2 separate regions of the Homo sapiens genome follow, and region 2 is linked to region 1. Evidence: chromatin loops called from intact Hi-C (ENCODE). Cell type or tissue: thyroid gland. All regions are shown on one strand. Each heading gives the region's core, and the rest is flanking DNA. Links, peaks and the distances in the headings are about the cores only. Region 1 overlaps PRICKLE2 (prickle planar cell polarity protein 2). Region 2 has its middle 22 kb from the start of PRICKLE2-AS1.

Region 1 (11,896 bases), core at 1,394-9,393:
AGGAGAATGCAGGGGTCCTGGTCCACCCTACAGTCATAGCTTGAGGCTATATTCCCAGCAGGCTCTCCCCACGGGAAGGGGCCCCAGCAGCTCCCAGTTTCCATTCTGCCAGTTTTACTGCTGCTATAAAAAGAGCCTGCTGTGTGACTGCCTTAGCAAAAGTCCTGCCTTAGAAAAAGCAATGAGAGGTGTTGGCTTAGTGCAGGTCACTTGCCCACCCCTGAATCAGTCCCTGGGTGCCAGGAGAGCAGATTTTTTTTGCTGGCCTATGTTGGGCCCCAGATCAGCTTTTGCCCCACCCAAAGCTCACGGCCTGAAGATGGCAGGGAAATGGTGTCCCACAGGGAGAGGAAGTCCTATAACCAGAAGAGGGCAGAGATGATGAGAAGGCAGAACCCCTGGGGCTGTGGGAGGCTCCCTTAGTACGCAGTGTGGCCAGGCTATATAAACCTGGCGCAGGCCTGTCACAGGGAGGAATCGTACCTCTTCCTTCCCTGATGAAATTAAGCAAAGGGTACTTACGCTCCCAGAGGGGCAGTAGCTTTGGCAATACCGTGTCTAGGTTTTTCTTTACCGAAAGCAGATTTTTCCTTAACAAGAGTTGAAATCCACATTTTTATTTCCCACTAAGTCTGTTGAGACTGCTTTAACGGAATAGCACAGACTGGGTGGCCTCTGAGTAACAGAAATGTATTGCTGACAGTTCTGAAAGCTGGGAAGTTCAAACTCAAGGCACCAGCAAATGCAGTGTCTGCTGAGGGCCTGTTTTTTGTTTCCTGGATGATACTTTCTGGCAGAGTCATCATATAGTGGAAGGAGCAAACAGGCTCCCTTGGGCCTCTGTTATAAGGGCACTAATCTCATTCATGAGGTATCCACTCTCATGACCTAGTCACCTCCCAAAAAGCTCCATCTCCTAATGCCATCACTTTAGGATTTAGGTGTTAAACTTAGGAGTTCTGAAGAAAACATTCACCATAGCATCCACTGAGTTGCTGCTGTGACTTACCCATTGGAATAGCATATGCTAGTAATGGGATTCACTCGATCTATCTACACACAAAGAGCCCTGTCATACACCAGGCCATGTTCCAGGTCCTGGAGATGCTGTAGAAACTCAATGAGTCTGTCCTCATAGAGCTTCACTTTTAGCGGGGGAGAGAAATAATAAACAGATGCATGTATATACTGTTGTAATGTAAAGCGGTATTAATGCTATCAAGAAAACTCCAGCAGGTAAGGGTGGAGAGTAATGGAGAATCACTATTTAGTGTGGATAGGAAGACTTCTCAGAGGAGTTGGCTTTTGAGCAGATGCCTAACTAGAGTGAAGGAGATAGTGTCAATGTCATGGTTGAGAATAAGACTTCCTGGGTACAGATCTCGTCTCTGGTTCCTAGTTATGTTACCCTGCCAAGTTACTTAGCCTCATCTGCCTCTACTTTCTCATGTGAAAACTGCAAATAATATTAGAAAGCTAGCTCAAGGAGCTGAGTGATTAAATGAGTTTACATATATAAAGCTCTTAAAGCAGTACATGATCATACGTTAATATTACTATTGCTATTTGTCAGGGGGAAATGTGTCCCAGGCAGAAGGATTCATAGACAAGCCATTTTAACCTAGAGTCTTTGTGCTTGGAGCAAATGAGTTAAGGCGCATACTGGTACAACAAGGACTTCTCGTAATAGGACGTGAATACCATTTACATAAGGGTCTGATTGTTGATTTATTGACAGTTTATCCTGCCGCACCTGGAATCCTGAGACAAACCAAGGTGCTATGTGTTTCACGTCCCAGTGCAGAGCTCTGAGCAGCTCATCAGCCTCTCCAATGTCTCTCATTTTTTTAGGTATCGACCAAGGTCAAATGACCTATGATGGCCAACACTGGCATGCCACTGAGACCTGTTTCTGCTGTGCTCACTGCAAGAAATCCCTCCTGGGGCGGCCATTCCTCCCGAAGCAGGGCCAGATATTCTGCTCACGGGCCTGCAGTGCTGGGGAAGACCCCAATGGTTCTGACTCCTCTGATTCCGCCTTCCAGAACGCCAGGGCCAAGGAGTCCCGGCGCAGTGCCAAAATTGGCAAGAACAAGGGCAAGACGGAGGAGCCCATGCTGAACCAGCACAGCCAGCTGCAAGTGAGTTCTAACCGGCTGTCAGCCGACGTAGACCCCCTGTCACTGCAGATGGACATGCTCAGCCTGTCCAGCCAGACACCCAGCCTCAACCGGGACCCCATCTGGAGGAGCCGGGAAGAGCCCTACCATTATGGGAACAAGATGGAGCAGAACCAGACCCAGAGCCCTCTGCAGCTCCTCAGCCAGTGCAACATCAGAACTTCCTACAGTCCAGGAGGGCAAGGGGCTGGGGCCCAGCCCGAAATGTGGGGCAAGCACTTCAGCAACCCCAAAAGGAGCTCGTCACTGGCCATGACAGGACATGCTGGCAGCTTCATCAAGGAATGCCGAGAAGACTATTACCCGGGGAGGCTGAGATCTCAGGAGAGCTACAGTGATATGTCTAGTCAGAGTTTCAGTGAGACCCGAGGCAGCATCCAAGTCCCCAAATATGAGGAGGAAGAGGAAGAGGAAGGGGGCTTGTCCACTCAGCAGTGTCGGACCCGTCATCCCATCAGTTCCCTGAAATACACAGAGGACATGACGCCCACAGAGCAGACCCCTCGGGGCTCCATGGAATCCCTGGCCCTGTCTAATGCAACAGGTAGGTTCTGTTCACCTTGAAAACAGATAGAAAGGGGGTAGTCTCTGGGTGACTGGATGCTGGTCCCCAGGAATTTTTTTTTTTTTTGAAATGGAGTCTCGCTCTGTCCCCCAGGCTGGAGTGCAGTGGCACGATCTCCGCTCACTGCAAGCTCCACCTCCCGGGTTCACGCCATTCTCCTGCCTCAGCCTCACGAGTAGTTGGGACTACAGGTGCCCGCCACCATGCCTGGCTAATTTTTTTGTATTTTTAGTACACACGTGTTTCACCGTGTTAGCCGGGATGTTCTCGATCTCCTGACCTCGTGATCCACCTGCCTCGGCCTCCCAAAGTGGTAGGATTACAGGCGTGAGCCACCGTGCCCAGCCTGGTCCTCCGGATTTTAATGTTGTTTCTGCCACGTGCCCTCTTCTAATAGGCTGCTGAGGAAGGTAAACCCAAGTTTGAGATGGCTTCTATCTTTGATGGGCTTCCCTGTAAACAAAGCCTGAGACAGGTCCAGATGCCTGTGATGTACTGAGGGAGTGCTCTCAGGAGAAGGGGAGTGAGAGAAAGAGGACAGAGCATGGGGAGGAGCCAAGTGAGGAATGGTGTCTTCACTGGGGTCTGGCTTCTGCCTGATCCCACAGGGGACTCTGATGGATGAGTTGCACTATAGAATCAATTGCTTCTTGTGACGAAGGGGCTGATGTTTTGTACCATCGTGTTAGTTGGTCATCAGCTTTGGGCTGCTGAGGAGTGACAAAGGGATGAGATAGTGGATGTGGGCTTGGGGCAAGGCAGCTCCTGTTGGCCAAAGGCAGCATTAAAGAAAGAAAATACTATGGTCTGAATGTTTTCCCCAAAATTCTTAAATTAAGATCCTAAATCCCAAGGTGATGGCATTAGGAGAAGGGGCCTTTTGGGAGGTGATTAAGTCATGAGAGTGGAGACCTCATGAATGGGATTAATGCCCTTATAAAAGAGGTCCAAGGGAACTTGTTTGCCCCTTGTACCATATGAAGGTGGAGAAGGTGTAGCTGTGAGCTGATGGCAGTACTCACAGCACCTGGAGCCCAGTTGCCCCAGCGTGGTGCTGCCTGGGGCACCAAAGCATCCATGACAGCTTCTGAGACTGTTCTGAACCTGTTTCTCACCAGGGAACTGGCTTCAAAGTGCAGATAAAGACATAAGAAATGTTTGGCTAGACAAGGAGAAGACAGGCAGGCTGAAAAGAACAGAAGTAGAGAGAGAGAGATAATGGCATGCTTCTCTCTCCAGTGAAGTTGTCCAGCTGGTTTTGTGTGCGTGGGAAGACTGATGTTGGCCAGGCATGGTGGCTCATGCCTGTAATTCCAGCACTTTGGGAGGCCAAGGCAGGAGGATCACTTGAGGCCAGGAGTTGGAGACCAGCCTGGGCAACATAGTGAGACTCTGTCTCTACAAACATATATGTGTGTGTATATATATAAAATATATAGCGTGTGTATATATATATCATATATAATATATATTGTGTGTATATATAATATATAAATATATATGATATAATATATACAAATATATTATATATATATATATAAATTAGCTGGACTTGGTGGCACATGCTCATAGTCCCAGCTACTTAGGAGACTAAAGCAGGAGGATCACTTGAGCCCAGGAAGTTGAGGCTGAACTAAGCAATGATCCCACCTCTGCACTCCAGCCTGGGCAGCAGAGTGACAACCTGTCTCTAGAAAAAAAAAAAAAAAAATTTAATATTATTGATTTAATATTTTAAACATTATTTAAAAAATATTTTTAAATGTGGGAAAAAATAGAGTAACGTAGATTTTCTCTGTGATAGTGCTACTTAAAGCAGAATCTGAGGATAACACTGGCTGAGAACTATCACCCATCAGCAGTGAGATTAGTACTTAACACCTATCAGCAGCGAGATTAGTACTGAAACTGGAAGTGTTAGAAACTTATAGCAGTTCGATGTTGCGGTGCCATCCAAGTGCGTTTTCAGCAGGCTTGTCTTATTGATCAGGTTATAGACCCATCAGGGTGTTATAGAACTCACATACTGAGCTCTTTGTGCTTTGTGCTGTGTCTCAGACATGCTCAGCAGGGCCATATGTCGGTCCACAAGGGATTGAAAATGAAAACAAACTGGTCCTTCACCACTGATAGCTTGAGAAGAGTAGCGCTCTAAGATGTGCTAAGTATATCTGCCCCTTTGTGGGCAAGGTACCAGAGGAGGGAGATATACGTCTGCCCCTTACAGCAAGGATTCCATAGCCGATGGTGTCTGGATAGAGACTGTGATAATGTTAGCCCCATTTGAAGGGGACGGCCACTGCTCAGCTCCAGCTGCTTGTTGCCATGTGCTGGGATATTTATGTATCCACCTAACCTTTATATAGCTCTTGCAATGTGTCAAACATTGTTCTGAGCACGTCATAAATATTAGCTTGCTTAATTACATTGTCATAACACTGTGAGGGAGGAATATTGTTATGATTCTCATTTCAGAGTTGAAGAAACAGAAATGGAGAGGTTGAGGGACTCACCCAAAGTCACTCAGCTTTCAGAGTGGTAGAGCAGGGATTTGAACCTGTGCATATGATTTCAGAACCTTGCTCTTAATCACACCAGGCTGCCAGTCTAATACAAGCCCCATCCTGTCAGATCTTCCAGTTTTTCCAGAGAAGTTAAAAATGTGGATTTTTAAAAATATGAAATCTATTTCAACACTGCTAGACAAACAAAATGAGGCTCTGAGTTGTAGCTTGTCCATGCAGTGGGTTTTACTTTCTATCCTCCTCAAATACATCCACATCTGTGTTCCCATTTGTCCAAGAACAAAGAGTAGATATCCTCATCCCCATGTTTCAGATGGAAAAAAAAAAAAAAAATGAGGCCTTGGTGACTAAGCGCCTTGCCTGATGTCTTAGAAGGGAGCAATTAGTGCAGAGTGATGACTGCCTGGCTTCCAGCCCAGGTTATGTTATTCTCGAAAGATTTATGTGCTATAATTATTTAAGAGGACAGCAGATAAATATATACTTCAGCCTCTGAAGAAGAGTTTCTCAAAGCTAGACCACCTGCATTAGAATCATGGGTGTGCTTGATTCAAACATAGGCTCCTGGGCCTCCCCCTAACCCCTTGCATCAGAACTCTACAGAGGTGGGGCCCAGGAATCTGCATGTTAAGCAGATCTCTGCTGAGGCTGATGTGCACCATTGTCTGAGGGGAGATGTGCCTGGGTTTGTCTGCTCTGACTGTATCATCCTCACGTTGTGGCTCATGAGGAAATCAGAAGGGCTAGAGGTTGAGGAATGCTGGAAAGGGCAAGTGAGGAAGACACTCAATTTCCATTCCTAAGGAGGGAGTGGACGCGGTTTCCATTCCTAAAGAAGACATCATGGGAGATTTACTCTCATGATTTTCTAGGATCCTTGGGCAAAGCAACTAATGCCCCTTTGCCTCAGATTTTTGGGAAGCAACCCTGGCCATGCCTGATAAAACTGAGGGAAAAAAACTCCTGAGATCAGCACTGTCTAATATGGCAGCCATATGGGGCTGTGGAAATTTAAACGAATTAAAATTAAATGAAATTAAAATTTCAGGCCATTAGTTGCACTAGACACATTTTAAGTACTCAACAGCAATGGCCTGAAGTTTAAATTTTATTTAATTTTAATTCTTTTAAATTTCAATAGCCTCCTGTGGCTAGAGGTGACCCTGCTAGAAGGTGCAGATGACAGAGTGAACTGATAAGATGGGCACGATATTAAGCCATCATTAGTCTCTGAAGTTCTTACATGAGCCCTAATTTTTTGTCTTTCTAATTAATTAATAGTTAGGATTACTGGTTCTGGAGTCACACTTGCTGGGATGAGATCAAGCCTTCATCATTTAGGAGTTGTGTGGCCTTGAACAAGTCACTTAAACTCTGCAAAACTCAATTTCCTCATCCATGGAATTTTGTGAATAAGTGGATAAAGGTGTTCCTGTAGTACTTCCTTTGTATAGCTTTGGTGAGGGTTAAATGATAATTGCGTTTAAAATCATTAATATAGTCTTTGACACATATGACCTTCTATAATGGTTACCTGCGACTTTTTATTATTATTAATTCTTTCTCCTCCCAAACACACTGATTCAAGTTTTGACCTGTTGTGGCTACTAACTTCTCCCACCATCCACCAGCTGTGCAGGTTTGCATTTTAGATTTGAAAATACTCCTGCATGGGCCAGGCGTGGTGGCTCACACCTGTAATCTCAACACTTTGGGAGGCCAAGGCAGGTGGATCACTTGAGGCCAGAAGTTCAAGACCAGCCTTGCCAACGTGGCAAAACCCCGTCTCTACTAAAAATACAGAAATTAGCCAGGCATGGTGGTGCATGACTGTAGTTCCAGCTTTTTGGGAGGCTGAGGCACAAGAATCACTTGAACCCAGGAGGCGGAGGTTTCAGTGAGCCAGGATCACACCACTGCACCCCAGCCTTTTGACAGAGCAAAACTCTGTCTAAAAAAAAAAAAAAAAAGAAAGAAAGAAAGAAAATACTCCTGCAGGCTCCTTTTTTCCTAACCAGCCTGAGAAAACCATGAAAAACAGGGAATTAAAGAAAGTCATTTTGTGTGCGTTTCTATGGTTCTGTCAGATATGACAGTGTCAGAAGAAAGATGGTGGCTAATATTCTAAGCACAGCTTCATCATTCCTCATTGGAGCAGACCCTACATAGCCTTTCACATCCTACTCTGCACACCCATACACCGAGGACTAGACTTGGAAAGTTGGTGTTTTTGCTGCTGTCCCTCACTGTTTACATTTGAATTTTGCTAGAAAATTCAGTAGTTTTTTTTTTAATAGCATTCTAAACTATCTGCATATCTTTAAATCCTAGAATCACAGTCTGAATACCAGGTACGTGCCACAAAAGGCTTAGTGAAAGCACCTTGATCCTTCAGATAAAGCTAGATTTCAAGATGATGGATTCTTTTTTCTTCCATGGTCAGTAACTTATGTTATTGAATAAGTCTGTAGTGTTTAATCTGGCATGAAGTGTGATCTTTCTGTGGGCAGCATTTTTCCTCAGAACAGATCTGAAAAAACAGATAGCTGCACTGGCTTGTCAGCCTCAGATCTGGGCTTTGGCCTCTCCCAATGTGTTTAGAACTGGGAGTGTACAGTCCCTTCTCCTTGGAAAACACAATTCATCCCTTATGCTTACACGGAGTGACTCAGGCTGGCACAGCCACCATTTATACCACTGCAATGCAGAAGCCTTGCAGAAGCGCTTTAACTTTGCCAGCCCCTAAACATGCCTCTAAAGCAGCTTGCAGCCTGCGTAATCATAGCATTAGAAGTAGAAATAATAACAACATCAAGAACAACTGACATTATTGAGTGTTTATATGGACTGGATGTTTTTCTAAGTACTTTCCATAAACTAAACTCACTCAGTCCTCACAACAACCCTATGAGGTAGGCATGGTTGTTATTCCCATTTTACAGATGGTGTACATGAGGCACTGAGAGGCTGAATAGCCCAAGGCCACATTGCTTGGAAGTAGAAAAGCAGAATTTAAACTTGGGCATTCTAGCTACAGAGCTTGTGCCCTTAAACACTGTGCTATGGCTGATGTGAATGACCATGGTAAATGTACTGCTGCTTCTGATGTTGATTGTAACCAATGATAATCATAATAGACCACTGGCTATGACCTGACATGCTAATGGCTTCATGTAGAATGCTTCTTTAAATGCTGTGAGATAAATCTGATCATTATACCCATTTTACATATGGGTACACTAAGGTTTATAGAAGTAACCCTTTTGTAGTCGCCACAGATGGCGAGGACTTGATCCCAGGTGTGATCAACTGCAAAGCCATGCACTTAACTGGCCTGATATTCCTCACAAGAAGGGTCATAATCACAGTCAGAAGACTTGCACAACGGCTTTAGCTGAAGGGATAGGCATTTTCTCTCCTGTGACAGCTGGCTTGTTGATTTGTCTGTTTGCCAATGCTAAAGAGAAGCATGCGAGCACAGCTGTGAATGCCAGAAGTCAGAGGTGGCAGTCCAAGATGATGTGCCAAGGTCAGAGGTAGGAAAGACAAGGCAGACAAGCAGAGATGGTCCAGGGGCTGGTGCCTGGGCAAGAGACACCAAGGGCAGAGTGGGGGACCAAGGCATTAGTTGCAAATTAGAGGTCAGGGCTCAAGCCACACACTGGGACCAGGTATATAGTAGAGCTGGAATTGGAACTGGCTGCCTTAGGCAGAGGCCACACCACAGGACAACTGGAGACTGTGAGCTGGTCCCTGGTGAAGGATGCTGGTGTGGAATGATGAGGCTGGGAACATGACCATTCCTTGAGGATCAGCCACATTCTGTAAGGGGTGGCTGTTCATAGAGAGCTGGGTCCCATAGGAAGGACCTCTAGGTAAGGATGGGAGTGAGGGAAGGGGAAACAACGTTTCTGTTTATTTTTTTGATTCACTTAGCAAATATGACATGAGCGCCTACCCTGTGAGTTATAGCAGAATAGTATGAGAGCATGGGCTGTAGACCAGTATGCCAGAGCTGGAAACTGGACTTATAGTTTAATAGCTCTGTGACCTTGGGCAACGGATTTATCTATTCTGCACCTCACTATCCTCATCTTTGAAATGGAATGACCCTACTTTTCAGGGTTGTAATGTGAATTAAATGAGTGAGTTCATAGAAAGAATTTAGAACAGTGTCTAACACCCTCTAAGTGCTCATTGAATACTGGTTGGTATTAGTATTTGTAGGTGCCACCTATGCAAGGTGCTGGGAATGCAATGCTGAGCTGAATTGGACATGGGCCTTGCCCTCTTGTACCTCACAGTCTAGTGAAGTTGATACACAGTAACCATCCAATTGTATGATATAAGTAAGTGTGAGGCTAGGAGGCCTTACAAAGAGGGATGTGGCTGAGTCAAAGGACATCCTGAAAAAGTGATGCTTCAGGGATAGGGGAAGGGTCATTCTAGGCAGCAGGAGCAGCATGTGTAAAGGCCCTGTGGTAGGAATGTATGAAGAGTTGTCAGAAGGTCCTATGGCTGGGTGAGCACTTAGAGTAATAAGACTTGGAAGGAAAGCAAGGGCCAGATGGTGCAGAGCCATTTAGGGCTATATTAATGGTGTAGGCCTTTCTAATAAGGGCAACGGAAAACCCTTAAAATGTCAGGCCCTGCAGTGAGGGAGGTGACATGATCCAATTTGCATTTTGAAAAGATGGCTTCAGCTGCTGTGTGGGGAATTGATTGGAAAAGGGCAAGTGCTGATGCAGGGAGTCCTGTTAGGAGGCAATCTGGGGCTGTGTAGCCCAGGCTAGAGGTGAAGGTTAATGGCAAAGTCCAAAATAAGTGGATGGATATGACAGTGACTTAGGAGAGGAAATTGGCAGAGGTTTACAGTGTCCCAAGGGGAGTGGGTCCTGGGAGACAGAGGAAAATAGATATGAAAACATTAGCAATAGTTAAAGGTTGGTCTACTCTGTGTTTTTTTTACTCAGGCCAGCATCAAATGCAAGTGCATGTTTTATTGGCCTGAATAAGTGGAGACACGGAGCAGGAATCTGAAAGGGCTTCCTACCTTCTTTGATCAGTGTTGCATTGTTGTGTCAAGGCCATGCCTTTTACACACCTCATCTACACACCTTGGCAAGGGAAACTTAGTTGTGCAATGCCAGAAGGTAACAGGGTAATTTTTCAGCATTGCTGACAAACTGGGAAAGAACCAGAAAACAACAACATGAGGATATAAAGCAACAACTGGAACCACTCACTTTACCAAGAATGTCTGAGATGTTTTTTAATCCTTGCAATGCAAAACATTTCTATATTTAATTTAAGGAAGGGCCAGGTCTATTCTTCTGCATAACTTGGATAACCATCCTCTAACCCAATTTCTTTATTTAAATATTGGGTAGAACCTCTTAACCAGCTGGCACCCATTACTTCATTGGCCACACCTCAGATGTGCTTATGTATTGTGTGGCCCAGATCTTTTTGTTCATTCCCGTCACTGGGGAAGATGTGTGGTCCAGTCTGGAATCACAACCTTGAGTCCTATCCATTGACCACAGGGCCCTGGGATATACTTGGGAAATGCATAGAGATTGCCTTTGTTCATTGGTATTGCAGAACTCTTTTGTTTGGAAGTGTCAGAATTCTAACTCCAATGGGTGTAAACAAAATTTTTTTGATCAAGTAACTTCATACTTCACAGATCTTTAGTTCCAGGGGCCCAAATGATGTCATCAGGACTCGGTTTCTTTCTGTCTCTGAGTTCTTGTTCCCTGTACACTGGCTTCAGTCTCAGGCAGCCTCTTCCCTGGGATAGCCAGGAGGGCTGTCAGTCACTGCAGACCAATGTCCATCAACATCAGGTGAAGGGGAAAAAGTATTGATCTTCCCTATTAGTGTCACCAAAAGTACCAGAATTGAGTCTTCTCATTTGCCTGACTTTGGTCATCCAACAATTCTTAAACTAACCACTGTGGCCAGGAGAATGATAGCTCTGGTATGTCAGACCTGAGTCATGTCCCATCCCAGGAACTAGGCAATGAGGTCAAACCCATCAAAACTTCAGGACTGACAATGGAGAAGGAAGAATGTTCAAAGGGAAATCAAGGTCATGTTTTCAAAGGAAGAGGGATTAAGCTGCAAGGAGGTAAAACCACAGGCACCATAGGTATCCCATCCATCCAGGACTGACGTTTTTATCTGATCCCCTCCTCTAAAAGCCCCACCATATTTGAATTTAACATCAAACACCCATTATGTATTTCAGCTATGGTTTTCTGGAGACAAAGCTCTGGTCTTTGGGGTGTGGCCTGTGGTGATTTTAACGTAGGGGTTTCAGGCTATGAGGAGATATTTTGGAGGGAGAGATTAGATGGAGCCCAGCCTTCTCACTCAATGGTTAGTACATCCTAAGGAGCACCTTCTGACTGGTCCCATAGATCCCCAAGGAAGCTGTGCCCTGTTGTTGGCATTTCATGACTCTGAACATCACCCCTAGCTCACAGACCAGGGGCCAGATGAAAACCAGCAGAGTGAAAGTCCCAGGAGAATCCATCCCTCGTTTCTTTTTCTGCTTTGCTTTCCTGGCATGTGGGAAGCCGAGGACAATGTCAGAGCAAGGTGGGACAACAGGGAATCAG
Region 2 (11,896 bases), core at 1,772-9,771, 98 kb after region 1:
AGAATTTTTCTTCTTACTGTTGTTAGTATTGCTGGAGTGAAAGAATGTGCACCTTCTAGGATGAGTACACATATTCAAGCAGGAGGAAATAATAAGGGTGGCTCCTCCACATTGAGCTCTCCGTCTGGCCGGGGACTGCCTTCTGCTCTGTAGACCATCCCCACACCCACCCTCACCAGTGAGGACAGGCCCAGACTAGGCCTGACTTCAGTAGCCTGAAGTCCAGTTCACATGTCTACATTTGCGCATTCAGACGGCACCAAGAAAAGAACCACCTTTGGGATGCTCTTAAGCTCATTTTTAATAGACTTTATTTTTAGAATAGTTGTAGATTCACAGAAAAGTCAAACAGATAGTACAGAGGGTTCTAATATACCCAATGCCAAGTTTCCCTGATATTAATATCCTACATTAGTATGGTACATATGTTACCATCAATGAACCAATATTGATAAATTGTTGTTCACTAGAGTCCGTACTTTATTCTGATTACCTTAGTTTTTACCTGCTGTCCCTTTTCTGTTCCAGGATTCTATCCAGGCTACCAGGTTACAGTTAGTCATGTCTCCTTTGCTCCTTTTGGCTGGGATAGTTTCTCAGACTTTCCTTGTTTCTAATGACTTGGACAGTTTAGAAGAGTATTGGTTAGATGTTTTGTAGGATGCCCTACTATTAAAATGCTGTCTGGTGTTTTGTCATGATAAGACTGGTGTTTTGGGTTACTGGGGGGCGGGGCAGGGGGGAAGGCCACAGAGGTAAACTGTCATTTTCATCACATCTTATCAGGAGTATGTAACATCAACATGATTTATAGCTGTTGATGTAGACCTTGATCACCTGGATGAGGTGGTGTTGTCATGTTGCTCCACCGTAAAGTTACTTTCATTTTTTGTTCCTCCTTTTATGCCGTACTCCTTGGAAGGAAGTCACTATGCATAGCCCACATTTAAGGAGTAGGAATGTATGCTCCCCCTCCTTGAAGACGGAGTATCTACATAAATTATTTGGAATTTTGGAATTGCCACGGGAGATTCATGTAGTCATTTTTCAAGTGAGACTATATAAAAGGAAATTGACCAAAGAGAAAATTATGGTCAACAGATGTGTAGGGATGAAGAGAAAATCTTGAAAACAACAAAGGAGACAGTCTGAGAAGTAACATTTCTCATCTATTTTTGAGAATTACCTGTATAGTCAGACAAGTACTCAGAACTAATGTCCAAAAATATTTAGTGCTACATTACATTATGTAAAATACTTAAAAAAAGAAAGAAAGTAAAATATTCAAACAAGTCATGGGACATTCATGTAACTGTTAGGTCAAAAATGTATATATACATCATTTTCATCTGTGTGTGTGTGTGTGGGTGTGTATGTATGTATGGATGTATGTATAATTATTTTTAAGAGATGGGGTCTTGCTATGTTGCCCAGGCTGGACTCAAACTCCTGAGCTTAAGCAATCCTCCAGCCTCAGCCTCCCAAGAAACTGAGACTACAGAGACTACAGGCTCATGCTACTGAGCCCAGCTCTCTCTATATACAATTACTGGCATGGAAATACAGTAACGGTATGCTATGAATGAATTAAAGCAGGTTATATAGCCATATGCCTGGTTATGATTGTTTCATTATAAAACAAGTGTATTATATAAACACACACATGTGTGTGTATATACAACATTTATAATGTCTGACAGGTTAGTTAATACCAAAAAAAATACTTTTATTATGACCAGCTGGTAGGATTACATGTAATTTAGCATATTCCTTTTTAATATCTAAAATTTCTGTTTTCTTTAATAACTTTCTACTTATCTAATGAAACAAAAATTAAAAGAAAATAACCTAAAGCAAAAGATATACTGACAAATATAACACTAGCATGTTGTGTTAGTAATCCAGGTTGTTAGAAATCCACTATATGCCAGCTTTTTAAATGCCTCTAGTAGGACTTGAAATAGGGAAGAAAGGCAAGAACTTTAGTGGTTGTTTTTAATACTGTTTCCTATAACACCAGTAATCCTAATTACAGGTACTTGTTTATCCATGATGGAACTGGACTCCAAGAACCCTCTGAACCCAAAGGATATGTTGTTCCAGTCTCATCCCTATCTTCTCTGTTGCCTGCAGTGGGCCTCAGCTCAGCCCTTCCCAATCTCAGTGAGCCCCGACCATCCTCTTTTCTGGCATTCCACCTCCCGGGCTGCTCCCTCCCTCTTGTCCTAATCTCTTGAGTTTGCTCACCTCCTCCCCTCTACTTACAAGTCTTCCACAAAGCTCAGCCGATGCACTAGCTCCCTGAGCATCACAATGGGAGAGCCTTTGTCATCGGCATCAACCTTTTTAATGTCAACCTAATCCTTCACTCAAATAAAAAAAGGATCAATAGAGCCAAACTGTAAACATGCCAGTCTTCCTATGTTGCCTTTTTTCTCTCCTTTTCATCTCCTAGAAATGCCCTCCCCTCAGCTGTCCATTTTCTAGCCCTCTCTTTCCTTTAAAGTACAAGTTAATCACCCCCACCCTCAAATTTTCCAGCTCCCCTAAAGCTTATGATTTTTTTCTCTCTTATTTTTGCAAGCATCTGTTGTCTCTATAACTGGTTCTCGGTGGAAGCTATGCTGGTCTGTTATATTTTCATCGTATCCGCCAAGAGTAGGACTCATTTTCTCATAGTCAGGTACTCCTGGTGCCTACGATAATGACATGCATTCATTTGGCCTCAGTAAATGTTTGTCGTTGCTCATGACTATGTGGCCATCACAGTGAGAAAGAACTAAAGATGCAGCAAGTGAATTTGAGGTAAGAGTAAGTACAGTGTTAGAAACCCTGCCTCTGGAGCCAGACTACCTCTAAGCTCTGTTGCCCACAGGCTGAGTCATCTCCTGCTTCTTACTCACCCTCTCTGAGCCTTTCCTCATGCGTAAAATGGGAATAATGATGGGACCTACCACATAGAGCTGAGATGAGGATGAAATGAGTTGAGTCATGTGAAGTACTCATTGTTTGCAAGTTGTCAAACCAGGTTAGCTGTTATCATCATTAGCTGGTTTGTGAATTCCACCTTCAGAATCACATAGGCCGTGAGGAAAAAGTCTGTCTCACAGACCACTGCTCACACAAACACAGTTTAGAAATGCGTACACCATTGAGAATCCAAAATGATGTTTTGTAGCTGTTTTACAATGTGCCTGGGACTTGTTTGAATCAGGTGGGGCAAGATGACAGGCACAGAGACGATTGCATTTGAAAGAAGAGTTTATTATGCACAGTTCCAAGAGGAGGGGGCACACAGTGCCCTGCAGGGGTCACAAGGAGAACAGCCAGAGTTAGTCAAGAGTCAGAAGGAAGAATGAGAAAGCGTGGGCAATGGCCTTTATTACTATAGTGGCAGGAAGTTGTTGGGTGAGGATGCCCTTTACAGGGCAGGATGCAAAACACAGATGTTGGAGTTTGTGGCCAGAGGATTTGTAATACCATTTCCAAGTGCTTGCAAAAAACACAGGGAAATATGAATGCAAACAACTTTGGTCATTAGTTTGGCCCATGATTTCAAGATGCCAAATCATCCATTACATAATATCCAGAACGATTATTACACTAGTCCAAGCCAGTTCCTCACCACAACTGCTGTTGCCTGCAGTTTTCAGTGGCCACCATCCTTTCCAGTGATGTCTGTAATTTTTGCTGCCTTCTTGAAGTGGCCTCACTGGGCCTGGGTTTTATTTAAGTCTCCTATTGTTTGGCTCATTTTGGTTGGTCTCTCTCCTCCTCTTTGACTTAGCTTCGATTATGCCTGAAGAAGGATTTCCTCCATTTTGCACTCTTTCTTCTGTGTACAGGGGTTGCTCCTTTTTCACAGACAAGCAGAGAAACTTGGAAAACAGAAGGAAGCTGAGGCTGTGTTGTTAGGTCAACCAAGGACCAAGGCAGAGCCAACCTTTCAGCATTACATGCTCACCTTTCTGCTTTATGGACCGGGAGGGTCCTGGAAAACTGTTTTCCCCATCCAAAAGCCTTTTGGCAATTACTGAGGATACTTGCACTTTGAATTCTGAGACCAGTCTGTGCTGTGGCTTGGGTGAGCTGCCGACTGAGGTCTGCTGAAATTATCCGACTGTCAAGACAGGACCCAGCTACGGCCCAACACCCTTCTCTTTTTCGTCTTTTTCTAAAGAGAAGCCCCACTTATATCCATGCCAGCCACATGACTGGATAATTACAGGAAACCATGGCTCCACTCAGCTGAAAAGAAAGAATTCTTGAAGAAGAATTTCAGGCTCTTTTACCATTTCCCCCTTTTTACAGTCTGGCTCTGTGGCGTCATCCTGTCGCTTTCTTTTCTCCGTACTGTTTCTGTGATGCTTTCCTCCCCTGGCAACCCCTCACCACACCATCCTCTATTTGGATAAATGTGAGGTCCCTAATACACAACCTTCCACTCTGAATTAGCTGAACTTGTTTCCTCTCTCTTTTTCTTTAGGCAGAAAAAATATATATATTTCACTCTACAGCCCTTGCTTTACTATTGTATTTTTTACTATTATTTTTTAAGGTGAAATATATTATGGGTAGGTAGCAATCTGTCTGGTTTTGATTTCTGCTCCTATTTACAGAGGCTGTCACCTGATTATACCCTTTAATGATGGTGGCAACAAACAGGAGGAGACTCAGAGTTCTAAGAGGAACTGCTTGATTTAAGTATGTATTTATGGGAATAAAGGCAGATTCCACAGGAGCCCTGGAATTTACTCCACAGTGATTGTCTTTCTTTGACTCTGGCTTTTACTTTCCCAAATTGAGCATCCTGGTATCTGCATGTCTCTTTTGCTTGGAATGTCACGCTGCAGGTCTTAGTGCCTGGGACAGAACAGAGCACGCCACAAGTGCACTTGAAGGAGAGCTCAGAATCAACCAACCAAACCCCTCCAAGTTCCAATGGCAGCACAGATTCCAGACTGAAACGCTGCTGCATCTTGCTTCATTTGACTGAAGCAAATGCAATTGGTTTGTATTTGACATTTATTCTTTTAGGGAGGGGCTGCCAGGGGAAGGGGCATTAACCACAAATATGACAAGGTTAAAGAACAACGGGTCGGGTCTGAAGCATCGTATTGAGATGGTTGACATCCTGGGCTCATCAATCAATATTATTGACTTGGCCAAGCTTCAGGTTGGAGTAATTTCTATAATGAGATTTAGCCTGCACCACAAAATGGTGTGTTGGGGATAAAATGTCTGAAGCCAATCTTTTATGAGATACATTTTAGGAAAATGTTCTTAATCTTAAAAATAGAACTTGTAGTGTTTGCAGCCAGGAAGATGCTTAACTAGATTCACATAGGAGTCACCAGCTGTTCACAAGACAAACAGAAATGTCTGAGGTTTCCCTGGTTCTATAAAGACAAGGGAAATGGCTCCCTCTTTTCGTGCCAAGTCTGAGAGACCCTTCAGCTAAAAGCCCTCCAGCCTGAGTGGCCAGGCTTGGCACACAGAAGCTCACTTTTTCCTTTTCCTCTGTCCTCTCGTTCTGCTCTTTAAACCTGAGGAGTTCTTAGTCAGAAGAGTAAAGTGGCCACAAAGCCAAACTGCCATGGGAAAGGCAGTGCCCGACCAGCCATCTCCCTGCCTGCTCCCACCCTGGGCATCTCCTCTACCCACTCTCAGAGGTAAATGCTGTCTTTGCTGGATGAATTTCTTGACCTGGATGATGTAGTTACAGAGAGGGGAACATGGAGAGAAAACATATGAAGGAAACTGAGAGGCAGGAGGGGAGGATGGAAAGGCATTTCCAGAAAGGCTTGGTCCAACCTATATAACGAAGAATTGGGAGAGAGCATCAAGAGTATGTGGAGGGAAAATTGTGCAGCTAGGACGGATAGAGTTTCATGGTTTGAGTGGAAGAAGGAAGAAAGGAGACTGGAAGAAGTGTGGTTACGAGTTGTGAGTTATGAACCTTGAAAGTATAAAGACAATTTGAATTAAGTTACCAGCCTCACAGGGTCAGAGGAGAAAGAGGCCTCAGAAGTGATATGGCTCAGCCTCCCATTCAATGCAGGAAGCCCTTTTAAGGCATTCCTATCAAAGGGCCACCCAACCTTTACTTGGATGCCTTCAGTAATAGGACATGTGCTAGTCCATTGGCCGTATAGAAGGGTGGTTACGAACACGAATGCTAGAGCCAGACTGCCAAGGTTCAAATCCAGGGGCCACCAGCTACTGATTGCACCTTGGACATGTTACCTGATACCTTGGTTTCTGTACCCATGAATTGGGAATAGTAGTAGCAGAGTGCCGTTATGAGTATTAATTGTATATTTATATACACACACATAGACATATATAAAATTATATAAAGTAAATATTTATATATTTATTCATAAAGTGCACATATCAGTACTTGGCATATAATAAGTGGCATATATGTACTTGCTAGTATTATCATTACTATCATTCAGGTTGTTCCATGGATAAGAAAGTTCTTTTTCAGATTGAGTAAATTTGGCCTCTCTTATTCCTGCCTGTTTATCCCATTTCTCAGCCCTGAAGTAACTCAGATCAAGCCTTAACTGCCTTCCATGTGTGTCCTAAGTATTTGAAGCTAATCATTGTGACCCTCTTTGCTTTTCTCCCTTATATTCTAGAGAAGAGTTCTTGCAAATGCTGTTTCTTCTGCTTGCGACACCTTTCCTTCCCATGTTCTTCATGTTCTAACTTGGACTCCAAGTCCTTCAATACACCTTCTATCTGAGTACTTAACACATTACTTGCCTATTGTGTTAGGCGGTTCTTGCATTGCTATAAAGAAATATCTGACACTGGGTAGCTTACAAAGAAAAGAAGTTCAACTGGCTCACCATTCTGGAGGCTGTATAGAACTATGGCACCACCATCTGCTTGGCTTCTGGGGAGGCCTCAGGGAGCTTTTACTCATGGCAGAAGGCAAAGAGGGGGCAGGCACTCAAATGGCCAGAGAAGGGGAGAGAGTGTGTGGGAAGTGCCACACACTTTTTTTTTTTTTTTTTTGAGACGGAATCTCGCTCTGTCACCTAGGCTGGAGTGCAGTGGCACAGTCTCGGCTCACTGCAAGCTCCGCCTCCCGGGTTCACGCCATTCTCCTGCCTCAGCCTCTCCGAGTAGCTGGGACTACAGGCGCCCGCCACCACGCCCGGCTAATTTTTTTTGTATTTTTAGTAGAGACGGGGTTTCACCGTGGTCTCGATCTCCTGACCTCGTGATCCACCCGCCTCGGCCTCCCAAAGTGCTGGGATTACAAGCGTGAGCCACCGCGCCCGGCCCACACACTTTTATACAAACAGATATCATATGAACTCACTCGCCCCCAAGGGCATGGCACTAAGCCATTCATGAGGGATCTGCCCCTGTGATCCAAAAACTCTCACCCACGCAGCCGCACATCCAACAATGGGAATTACAATTGAACATGAAATTAGTGATCCACACAACATCCCCCATATTCCCTGAGTATAATTATAAAATAAAGGATATAGTATCTGTTCTCAAGGCCATTTGTGTATGTGTCACCATTTTGGCATATTACTTATACGTCTTGTAAACCAGGCTTCATATGAGGTCCAGCATAGCACTGTGTTTCGAAAATATGTGTTGAATGAATTAGGTGGAATACAGGAGAAGATGAGTGGACATAAAGCAAAGGCCTTCTTGAAAGGCATGTAACATTTCCCTTGGAGAATAGGGTCTTTGGAACAAGCAGGTGGGTGGGAAGAAAGTTGGCTTTTTCACACACACACACACACACACAAAAGCAAAGAATCAAAAATTATAGGCATGCTTGTAGGAAACAGGTAAACCTGTAATCCCATTAGCTGATCATATTTGTCCCTGTTAAAGCCATCAAAAAAGGAAAGTTTCTTGGGTTCTTACTTTTTGATTGCTTGGTCAGCTCTTAGTCTTTGCTTTGTTGCTCAGAATCCTGTTAATAGAAGAAATGAAAAGCAAAAGACAAAGAAGCAGGCAAGTGTGAATCCATTCATAGAATAAAGAACAAGGAAGGGAGTGAAGACGGGGACAGAGGTGGAAGGGCCCTCTGGGTCTGGATGTGGGCAGAAGGTCTTTGAAGAGTAGAGAGAGAAGATAGTGTTTTGGTAGAAGTCACTCTTAGGAGTGTGAAAGGGTTTGAAAGTGGAGAGTCACCTTGGGAGGCTTTGTAAAGGAAATTTACTTTGCACTAAAAATGATCTCTTCTTTTTAGGGTTTTCTTGTGAGACCGAGTAAAGATTTAAATGGCTTTTGATGTTCATTTTCTATCAGACTGCTATTTCTTTGAACGTGGCATAGCCCCGAGCTCCAGCCATGTGGGACCCCAGTTGTATGTGGGTCATATTCTGCTTCAGCTAGTGGATTGGGTGATAAAATCCACGGTTGCTCTTGTTCTGCAGGATGGTGAGTGAGGTATTGCCATAGCCACATAGCCCTAAGTAAGAGCACAGACATTACATAGAGGCTGCAATGTCTATAAATATGTGAAATAAGCATGGGTGCAAGTCAAAGTAGCCCATAGGTCTCTTAAAACTTCCTCTTTGGATAAACACAGACGATTTTCTCCAGCTTCCCAAACTTAACCAATGCTTAGTCATAATCTCTACCTAGATACCGATCCAAAGAGCAAATTATTCTAGGGTAAAACCAAAGGAACAGTATTCCTTGCCTTTATTTTTTTTCTATAGACCAATGGTAGAAATGTTACTCTGGATATAAAATTTATATAAAATACCAGCGTTCTTTTCCAGACTGGTTTAATGATTCCCATTAAAAAGATATTTGACTTGCAAACTATGCATTCAACAAAGGACTAATATCCAGAATCTACAAGTAACTCAAACAAATGAGTAAGAAAAAACAAATAACCCCATCAAAAGTGGGCAAAGGACATGAATAGACAATTCTCAAAAGATGATATACAAATAGCTAACAAACATGAAAAAAATGGTCAACCTCAGTGATTATCAGGGAAATGCAAGTTAAAACCACAATGAGATACCACCTTACTCCTCCAAGAATGGTTATAATTAAACAGTCAAAAAATAATAGATGTTGGTGTGGATGTGGTGTAAAGGGAACACTTTTACACTGCTGGTGGGAATGTAAACTAGTACAATGACTCGGGAAAATAGTGTGGAGACTGCTTAAAGAACTAAAAATAGAACTACCATTCAATCCAGCAATCCCACTACTGATTATCTACCCAGAGGAAAATAAGTCATTTTTTGAAGAAGACACTTGCACCCACATCTTCATAGCAGCACAATTTGCAATTGCAAAAATATTACCAATCTAAATGTCTATCAACCAACCAGTAGATGAAGAAAATGTGTTATACATACACCATGGAATACTACTCAGCCATAAAACAGAATGAAATAATGACTTTTGCAGCAACCTGGATGGAGCTAGAGGCCATTATTCTAAGTAAAGTAACTCAGGAATGGAAAACCAAATATCAAATGTTCTCAGCTATGAGGATGTAAAGGCATAAGAATAATATAATGGACTTTGCGGACTATAAAAAAATAAAAAATAAAAAAATAATTCCCTAGTGGGCTATTTTTTAGAGGACACAAATTCCTGCTTCTGATGTACAAATCCAGTCTTCTTGCAGGTTTCTGAGCTTGTTGCTCTTTTGTGGTATGCTTTTCACTTTTGTTAAAAAACACTTGCCACACATACCATAATTAGGTATGGGAGGAGGGTGAGGGATAAAATACTACATATTGGGTACACTGCCCAGGTGACAGGTGCACCAAAATCTCAGAAATCACCACTAAAGAACTTATCCATGTAACTAGAAACCACCTGTACCCCCCAAACTATTGAAATTCAAATTATTTTTAAAAAGATATTTGGGTAAAGTATGTTGTCAGAGAACCTCTGCTGAAACCTTTGCCTATCCTTGGAAAAGCCCCCAAGTTGTAAAGAAATATATATCATGCTCCGGCTCCTCCAAATGTAAAAAAAAATCAGCCATTCCTATCTAATTTTGACCACGTGTTCATATTTTCAACTTGTTTTAATTGTAGCAAGTAAGAAAACTTGACATTCTCTAGTTTTTCAAAGGAAAGGTGACGTATACATGCTTCCTAATAGGAGATCATAACCACTTTTAAAAACACATCAGCCAAATATACGGAAGAGATTGCTTTATGGTAACACAAGGAAGAAGGATCTTTAAAAATAATTCCTGGCCGGGCACGGTGGCTCACACCTGTAATCCCAGCACTTTAGGAAGCCAAGGTGGGCAGATCACGAGGTCAGGAGATCGAGATCATCCTGGCTAACACGGTGAAACCCTGTCTTTACTAAAAATACAAAAAAAATTAGCTGCGCATGATGGTGGGCGCCTGTAGTGCCAGCTACTCGGGAGGCTGAGGCAGGAGAATGGCATGAACCCGGGAGGCAGAGCTTGCAGTGAGCCAAGATCATGCCACTGCACTCCAGCCTGGGTGACAGAGTGAGACTCCGTCTCAAAAATAAAAAAATAAAAAAAATAAAAAAATAAAAATAAAAAAATAATAAAAAATAATTCTCTAGTGGGCCATTTTTTAGAGGACACAAATTCCTGCTTCTGATGTACAAATCCAGTGTTCTTGCAGGTTTCTGAGCTTCCTGCTCTTTTGTGGCTAAGCTTTTCACTTTTGTTAAAAGACACCACACATACCATAATTAGAAGTTTGGAGTTGTATATTTGGGGTAATCTCAGACAGCTACATTAGACTGGCCTCAGCTTTTCAGGAAAAAATTCATTTTGAGTTAATTTATTATTGAACATTGAGGCTATTTCAATTTGCTACCAAATCTTCACTTCACTTTACCATTAAATGTGACTTTTAAAATGTGCAGAAAGCATTTACCATGTTTTCTCTGTTTATAAGAGACTAGGTGGCTATACATGATGTTAACAATAATTATACCAGAGAAGTAGAATTACAGACCATTTTAATTGTCTCATCTTATATAATAGCAAGAAGTCTAATAAGAAAAAAGTTAAATGTTAATATTTCTTTAATAAAGAATAAAAATAAACCATTTTCTTAGTATTCCCAAGCTTTCAGAGGAGGTGGAGTGCATATGTCTCTGGCATCAATTACACATGTTCTAGATTGTTTATTAAAGGATTAGAAGAGAAAATTCAACAAAAAGAGAAAAGAATGAGGATGAAAAGAAATTATGTATGGAGGCTGGATGTAGTGGCTCACATCTGTAATCCCAGCAATTTGGGAGACTGAGATGGGCAGATCACTTGAGGTTAGGAGTTCGAGACCAGCATGGTCAACATGGTGAAACCCTGTCTCTACTAAAAATACAAAAATTAGCTGAGTGTGGTGACACACACCTGTAATCCTAGCTACTCAGGAGGCTGAGGCAAGAGAATCGCTTGAATCCAGGAGGCGGAGTTTGCAGTGAGCTGAGATTGCATCACTGCACTCCAGCCTGGGTGACAGAGCGAGACTCCATTTCAAAAAAATAAAACAAAATAAAATTGTGTATGGAGACATACAAAAACTGAATATATAAGCAGGTCTGAAAATATTGAGAGCATCTTAAGCTGGGTTTATACAATTATTTGAACAATTCAGGTCAAAAGCCACACTTAAAAATAAAAGCAACACCTGTCAATTCAAAGCAAAAGTATTTTATTTGTATCAGTTTCTACTTCCTATAAATGTAAAATTAGCCCAAAGGGTTAGAAAAAAAAGAAAAAAACAGAACTGTTCTCATTCTCTCAGACTCTTCCTCACAATGTGAACACATCAGAGATTAAAATAACACAGAATAAGGTTGGAGTTTCAATAGGCATTATCCTGAGAAATCAAGGGAAGGCTGAGAGTGGGTGGTCGGTGAATAGATAGATATT

The links. Peaks named below come from ENCODE experiments on the same cell type or tissue, not always from the same donor. Only the 100,000 strongest peaks of a DNase experiment are listed, where the experiment ranks them.
Region 2: it touches region 1 in a loop (2.4-fold over the local background); 8 of 110 quality-filtered maps call a loop at or near these places.

Annotation. Positions count from the first base shown.
Region 1 is chr3:64,137,658-64,149,553 of GRCh38, reverse strand. PRICKLE2 (prickle planar cell polarity protein 2) reads left to right here. Exons shown (of 8, transcript NM_198859.4): 7 at 1,852-2,724. Among named protein-coding and RNA genes, the nearest start is that of PRICKLE2-AS2, 40 kb to the right of the region's middle. In thyroid gland, for the core only: no CTCF peak of the experiment used is centred there; no DNase peak of the experiment used is centred there; H3K27ac peaks cover 1,011 bases.
Region 2 is chr3:64,040,354-64,052,249 of GRCh38, reverse strand. No RefSeq gene overlaps it. Among named protein-coding and RNA genes, the nearest start is that of PRICKLE2-AS1, 22 kb to the left of the region's middle. RefSeq lists a silencer at 3,223-3,517. In thyroid gland, for the core only: no CTCF peak of the experiment used is centred there; DNase peaks (open chromatin) are centred at 4,879 and 5,469; H3K27ac peaks cover 2,944 bases.